2 separate regions of the Homo sapiens genome follow, and region 1 is linked to region 2. A link is a contact called in ENCODE Hi-C or POLR2A ChIA-PET data. All regions are on one chromosome and are shown on one strand. Each heading gives the region's core, a stretch centred on a gene start or an enhancer-like site at or near the end of the contact. The rest is flanking DNA. Distances are from core to core; before and after follow the strand shown. Region 1 overlaps BCL11B (BCL11 transcription factor B). Region 2 has its middle 38 kb from the start of LINC02295.

The links. A loop is a pair of places that touch in the nucleus more often than their neighbours do. ChIA-PET counts read pairs that join two places held with the same protein, here RNA polymerase II (POLR2A). Pooled maps may share reads with other maps.
Region 1: a pooled map shows a loop between it and region 2 (2.0-fold over the local background). The contact joins two enhancer-like sites. A Hi-C loop is called at or near these places in 5 of 50 pooled maps. POLR2A ChIA-PET finds 5 or more read pairs at or near these places in 10 of 52 experiments (CD4-positive, alpha-beta T cell, CD4-positive, alpha-beta memory T cell, CD8-positive, alpha-beta T cell and 6 more).

The regions. Positions count from the first base shown.
Region 1 is chr14:99,229,264-99,232,590 of GRCh38, reverse strand. BCL11B (BCL11 transcription factor B) reads left to right here. Exons shown (of 4, transcript NM_138576.4): 3 at 1,034-1,246. Among named protein-coding and RNA genes, the nearest start is that of BCL11B, 41 kb to the left of the region's middle. RefSeq lists an enhancer at 2,354-3,252. Within about 2 kb of position 1,835, at least 5 of the 41 ENCODE cell types and tissues checked have a DNase peak (open chromatin) inside an H3K27ac peak, as active enhancers do; they include CD4-positive, alpha-beta T cell and CD8-positive, alpha-beta T cell, where a contact is called at or near this core.
Region 2 is chr14:98,171,776-98,175,274 of GRCh38, reverse strand. No RefSeq gene overlaps it. Among named protein-coding and RNA genes, the nearest start is that of LINC02295, 38 kb to the right of the region's middle. Within about 2 kb of position 1,799, at least 4 of the 41 ENCODE cell types and tissues checked have a DNase peak (open chromatin) inside an H3K27ac peak, as active enhancers do; they include CD4-positive, alpha-beta T cell and CD8-positive, alpha-beta T cell, where a contact is called at or near this core.

The DNA of each region.
Region 1 (3,327 bases), core at 586-3,085, 1.1 Mb before region 2:
GGGCCCTGGAGTGGGCAGACTCCCACCCGTGCAGACCTGTGCTGGGCCTCCCTGGCAAAGCCGGCTGGGCCCAGCTGCCCATCCTCTTGTTGACGTTTCCTTTTTGTCTCTCTGATGCTTCCCTGCTCAATTATTTACCCAGGGAATTTGGGCTTCTTCACTTGTGGTTTTGGCAAGGGCTTCACACAAATGTTTTGCCCTGGTGGTCTCTTAGCCATTTAAGATAAACGGCTAAATCAAATGCAGGCCTTGCTGTGGAGCTGAGCGAGCTGTGGGGCTGGGCAGAGGCGGGGCCGGCCCTGGCCCTGTGTCCTTGCTGTCACATGGCGGGAGGCCTCCCAAGCCAGGCCGAGACGTTAGGAGGGGGTGAGCAGCGCCAGGGTTTTCTTGGGGTGTGGTAGGGGGGTGTGAAAGCCTTCTGAAGGGCATTGCGTTTTGGGTGCAGCACGCTCAGTGCTTGGGGCTGGAGAGAGCCCCCAGCTGGTGGTCTGCCAGACAGGAGGCTAACAGAGCCCAGACACCTGGAGGCGGACCCAAGGCTGGAGGCGGACCCAAGGTGTCCCGGGCCTGTAGGAACAGCCCATCCTGATACAGCAAACAGGGGAGGCTGTGAGCTTCCCAGCTCTTCCAGGGAGGGGTAGCCCGAAGTTTTGGAAACAAATCCCCAAATGGAACCTATTTGATTGCTCCAGAGGCCCCCACGTGGGGGGTCCTTCCTGAGAGTGGGTCCTCACAGCCCCCGTTCACCCAGCCCCCTGCACCAGGCCCCCAGAGGCGGGGTCCTGCCTCCCCGACAGCCCAGCCTGGCAGCTGTGGAAACCGGGCCCTCCCCAGTGCCCCCTGCCCACCTCCCCGAGCCCATTCCCTCGCCTGTGTCCCGATTGCCTTCCCTGCAGGGCCTGGCACCCCGGGGGCCTCCCACCCCCGAAGGGTGGCCTGAGCAGAGCCCCACGCCCCGAGCCCCGTCCCACCCCGTGCCCCTCACACAGTCCAGGGCCCGACTGACCAGTCTTTTCTATTGTTTTTTCTCCAGGGCCGTGCAGGCCTGCCCAGCTGCCAGCGGTGGCCCCCATAGCTGCCTCCTCCCACCCTCACTCATCCGTGATCACTTCACCTCTGCGTGCCCTGGGCGCTCTCCCGCCCTGCCTCCCCCTGCCGTGCTGCAGCGCGCGCCCGGTCTCGGGTGACGGGACTCAGGGTGAGGGTCAGACGGAGGCTCCCTTTGGATGCCAGTGTCAGTTGTCAGGTAACAGACGACGCCGCGGTGGGGGGCGGGCCCCCGGGATGGCGGGGTGTGCCATGGGCAGCGCTGGAGCAAGGTGGGGACCCAGGGAGGAAGGGCAGCTCCCACCCAGAAGGCTTTTTGGGGTGCCAGGGGAAGTGGTAAAGAATGTTCGCTGAACTATGAGCCAGGGCCCGGTGCCCCTCGGTCAGGAGTCCCCCACGGTGCCCCCACCCGTTCTGAGAGTCTTGCTCCCAGAATGCATTCCCCAGCCTCCCAATCCCGCTTCTTTGGGTTGTTTAGCGACAGCTTAATTGGATAACACTTAACATCTGAGGTTTTCTTCGGCCCTTGCCACTGCCACCCCCTCCCCCACCCCAGACAATCCCCTGCCCCGCCAAGACCAGGCTAGGGGAAGATTCCTTGGTTGACTGTGTACATTGCTGGAGCCGTCCAAAATGCTGAGTTTCTCTTTGGGAGAATGTGTTGCCCATTAGCTTTGAAAAAGAAAAAAAGTGGCTCAAAAGGAGCCTCTTAAAAAGCTGTGGCCACGAGAGGGAGTGAAACACTGTGAGGTGTGTGAGGGGTGGGGGCGGGGGCTGAGTACCTGCTGTGCGTCCGGCTCTGGGCCAGACCCAGACACAGCTGTTTGTGCCGACTCATCCTGCTCTCCCGGGCGGGCGGTGTGGCTGCCCATTCTACAGATGGGCAGATGGGCCGGTGTGGTGACACAAACTGGCCTCTACCTGCCCTGCTTCTCCCCAAGTGGAACCCAAGATCTTATTCTGCCTAGGGTCTCTGGGAATCCTTGGGGTCCTTGGGAATTCAAGGGCAAAGGGCCCTCTCACAAGTCTGTCCCCCCGGCATCTCGGCAGGGCCTGGCGTGAAAGCACTGTGGCCACGCAAACCAGGATGCTGACACAGACACATGTGGTGAGCAGCCGTGGCCTGGTTTCTGTGGCAGGGGCAGGAAAGGAGAAGGGGGGTGCAGAGCTGGGGCAGATTTGATTGGTCCCTGCTTTGTCACCAGGCATGTTGCAGGCTTTCTCTCGACTTGAATTGTGAAAGGAAAACTATTTTTATTGGGCAGGTTGTGTTTTTAATTGAAGCTGTCCCCACAGGCGGTCCCTGATGGAGCCACAGCTCTGCAAAAGCCATGGCCACAGCTCTGTAAAAGGCCACAGGCAGCCCCTGCTCCAGGGTCCAGAGCTTCCTGGGCTCCAGAGCTCCCTAGTAGGGTGGCCTGGAGCTTTAGTGTACCCTCCCTGCTGTGACAGGTGGTGACATCATAGGATCTGGCTTCCAAAAGGGAGTTCTGGTTTCTTACTGGACTTGTGCCTTAAAGGCACAAAGCAAAACCCAAAATCTCCTGGGAAGGAGTCGGAACCACTTGCAAAGACGCCGGCTCCCTTTTCTGGGCTGTGCTGGTCCCCAGGTGCTCAGGCCTCCTGTCCTGGTTCAGTAGATCTGTTCTGTGAGTCTGTGGAAGGCCCTGCTTGCTGAGCAGGGGGTGCCTGCTCTGTCTGGGTGGTTGCCTTGCTCTCGTGGCTTCCTGTCATTAGCGCTGCAGCCTCGGCAACCACTGGGGGGGCCATGCTATCGAAGATCAGCCTGAGTGTTTATTACTGGACGCGGTCAAGTTCCGTGGCACAGAAATCTGATCTCACCAGAGGCTCACCCAGGGCTTTGCTTAACCCTCTGTTGGCCCTACTTAGAAGTTGCTGAAGTAGATGAGACTCAGCTAGAGGACTGAGCCGCTCCCTCATGTGGCCAGGCCTGCTTAGCATCTTTGTATGGTGCTGACCAGGAGCTGTTACCATCCCCATTTTGCAGATGGAGAAGCAAGGGCTTGGGGAGGGAGAGTGGCTAGCCAGGGTGGCAGAACTGGGATTTGTCCTTGGTTGCCTCCTGAAAGGCCACCCCTCTTCCTGTGGAGCCACGCTGCCTCTGCCGACATCCACGGGAGGTCGAATGAGCTTTCCACTGCCTTGGCTCTGGGGGGCTCTGCCATCAGCAAGTCCTCATACATGCCACTAGGATCCTTATGAGGACTGTGTATGGAGGGCCTGCTATGTGCTGCATTGTGCTGGGCATGTGTGCCTTCT
Region 2 (3,499 bases), core at 550-3,049:
GGCTCTCCAGAGGCCTGGAAATCCTCTGTAGCACCAGGGCAGGGACAGCTAATTAATACTGAGAAGGTCTTGGTGGCTCCTGCTAATTGCCCTGACCTAGGCAGGTCTTCATGGGCTGTTACCTCCTCCCCAGCCCCAAGCTCCCAGGGGCCATGTCCTACTCCAAGCACAGGACAGCAAATTTGGAAGAGGTGAAAATTTTACTACATCTTTGTGCTTGACTCTGAAATTCATTACAAAGAACATCTGCAAATATGGACAACCTTAGAGTGTCCCAATGGCCAATACATGAATAACCTTTAAGTATATAATCTCACAGAAACCTTGCAAGGAAGCTGGTGCTGTTTTCCTCTTTGTAACTGGGCAACCTGAGGCTCTAATGAGTTCCAGTTTGGCCGAGGATGCCACAGACTTTAGTTTCATAAACGAGAATTAGGGTTGAGGTTGATCGATCTCTCTGACCCCTATAATTGCCACTATCCAAGGGTGTCTACAGGATACACCTTCAAAGTGGGACTACAGATTTGGTTTGCAGGCCCACGATCTGTTTTCAGAAACCTTTGAAACCACATGTAATTTAGAAATCAGAATTTGGTACATTTAAAATAATATGTCTCATAATTACATATCGTAGAGCATCTTGCAGAGGAGTCTAGGACAGCACTTAGGGATAGAACACAACATTTTTGCAGTGAAATAAATGACTGTTTACATTACATGAGAAAAATAAAGACTATAAATAGCCTTATATTAGTTCTATCAGTTCAGGTCAGGTTTTACCACCAGATTAATGATAAAAACTACTTTTGGTTTTGCAAAACTTCTTTGGAATCATGACTATAAGATTATAGGCTGGAACAGAATAAGTCTCAAGAGAAGGTCTTTCTTCTTTTCCATAGGTGGACCACACATATGGCAACCAAGAACCACACACAGTTTCACTTTATCAATTAGGTGTTGTTCACAAGTAGGGCATGCATGGAAAGCAGAGAACATTCTTCAACCAAGTTGTTGAGGGCAGACTGCTGTCAGCCTGGCCAGGTTTAATTTGGGGTGATGCCCTCATGGGTGTGTCACCCAACCTCAATGTGCATAGCAGTCATCCTAAACTCTTCTTAGGGAGGCCCCTTGGCCGGAATAAAAGATCAGCCCAGGGACCGATGCACAGTAAGTGTTCCCTAATGTTGCCTAAGATTGCTATTACCCAGAAGAGGCTTCATGGCACTCACATTAAACCTACATTAAGTAAGCAGACGCATAGACCGTGGGCATTCAACAATTGGTAACTTATTTCTCCAAGCCTTTCTCTAATCAGGGTCTTTGCAATGCAGTGCATTTAATGTGAAGCAGTGTTCAGATGTGCATTTCCCACCCTCCAGCCAGTGCACAGCTCTCCACTATTAAAGCTCATGCACCACCCTCTTTAGAAACACAGAGGGTAGAGTCAGGTAGAAATCACAGGAGACAGGGCTTTTTCTAGGACTTTAGTTAGGTACGTCTTCTCCAAAATTCTGGAAGAATCTTTCACACCACTCAAGACAGCTCATGAGAAAAAAAAGCATCTCTTTATATTTAGACCGGCGATCTCACCGCAGGTGCCCCACTTGTGTGGGAGACAGGCTATTTTTTTTTCTAGGCCCCAAGAAAACTTCTCCCTCCTCCCATCTGATAGGGTTGCTGCTACTTCCTTTACAGTGCAAAGATCAGAGGGGCAGCTCCCATCCCCCACCAGTGTGGCGAAGGAAGAGGGCAAAAAACAGGCCAGGTTTTCACAAAGGAAGACCAGAAGCTGCAATGATGTAACGAAGTACAGTGCATGCCAGTTCATGGGCAGGCAGGAAGGAAGGCAATCGCAGGCTTTGAGGCAGGGCACCTGCCTTCTACTTGTCTGATTTTAGCAGCTGGAAGACAAAAAATAACTTGGGCTTCCTGCAGCGTGAGCTCCTCAGTAATCCCCTCTGAGATGGGGTGGGTATGGAGTCTCCTCATATGGAATCACAGCTCAGAAAGGATTTGCTGCCTCAGTTTTCTCATCTGTAAAGTGCGTGGCTGATGACCACTTCACAGGACTGTGAGGAGGTAATAATCTTAAGTATAAGAAAGAATCTAACATATAGCTAGGGAGCAAATGAACTAAGGATTCCTAAGCTCGTGATTTTGCAATCATTTCATTTGATCCTTTCCAATCTATGGCACTGATTACTTTTATCTCTATTTATCAATAGAGAGATGAAGACACAATATGCTCAAATGATTTGCCCAAGTCATGGGTAAAACCAAAGCCAGTGTTGGTTCTTTCTGACTCTGAACATACATTAATTAATTTCATTCATTATGCTAATTGTAAAACTGAAGCTAAAATGATCACAAAGAAACACTGATCGGTAACTATAACAGTAAGAATGCAATTATTGTTCTGATCAAAGAGTCCATCTTTGCAAAGACTATTATTGCAAGAAAATATTACATGTTCCTATTTTTATAAGTAAGCACCCTTCCTAGCTCAGGGTAGAGGGTCAAGAATTAACTGTTGACTTAATTTGCATCCAGACTGCAACCTTTTTGTGGGCATCTGGGCCAATGTGCAAAGATGGACTTGCCCTGCAGATGGCATGACCCTGGAGCATTTCAGGTTCTCTACCTGGCTGAGTCTCTGGGCCTAGGAGGGGAAGAGGTTAACTTTCGAGACCTTTGAGAATGGGGACCTGTGTCTTTAATAGATTGGCCTGCTCCTGCCTTCTCAGGGCAAAGCGCAGCAGCTGGGCTGCCCCCCAGGCCCAGGCCTCCTGTTTTGCACAGCCTCTAAAGCCAGCGTGGCTCTGCCCTGGGAGTCTCCCGGCCACAGGTGAGGTTCCTTGGCCCCAGCAATGCCCAGGGGGCCAATCAGGCTGGGCCTGCATGAGGTAAGATGGAGAATCACCCTGTGTGCTCTGGGCTCTCTCAGAAATCTCAGCAGATCAATGTCACCGTGGCTTTAATTACCCCTCCTAGGCCTCATCCTTATTTCATGGCCTTTAATATGCCTGGTAGGCAGCTGTGGACACACAGATAAACAGCCACCCACCATGGCCTGGCCGGAGGTGGTGCCCACTGTGGCCTCCTAGGCCAAGGGACGGTGGTCTGACAGGGCCCTAGCCCTGCCCAGTGCAGAGCATTTTGACACCTAGATCCTTTGAGTATCTTGCAACAGCCCTGTTGTACAACGGAGGCTTGGCACCAGTTTGCTGAGGACCTACTGTGTGCCAGGCATTGCCCCTGAGCTGGAAGCACTGCGGCAGGCCCCAAGTGACTTCTCTGGGCTGTTTCCTGCTGAGGCCCCTCTAGTCACAGGCTGTCCCTGTGTGCTTACAGCCTTTTGCCTAGAGCAATGTTCTCAACCCAGGGCGATTTTGCCCCCAGGGGACATTTGACAATGCCTGGAGATATTTTCCGTTATCACAACTGGAGGAGGGACTGCTACTGGCATCTAGTGGGTAGAGGCCAGGGCTGCTGCTCAGCA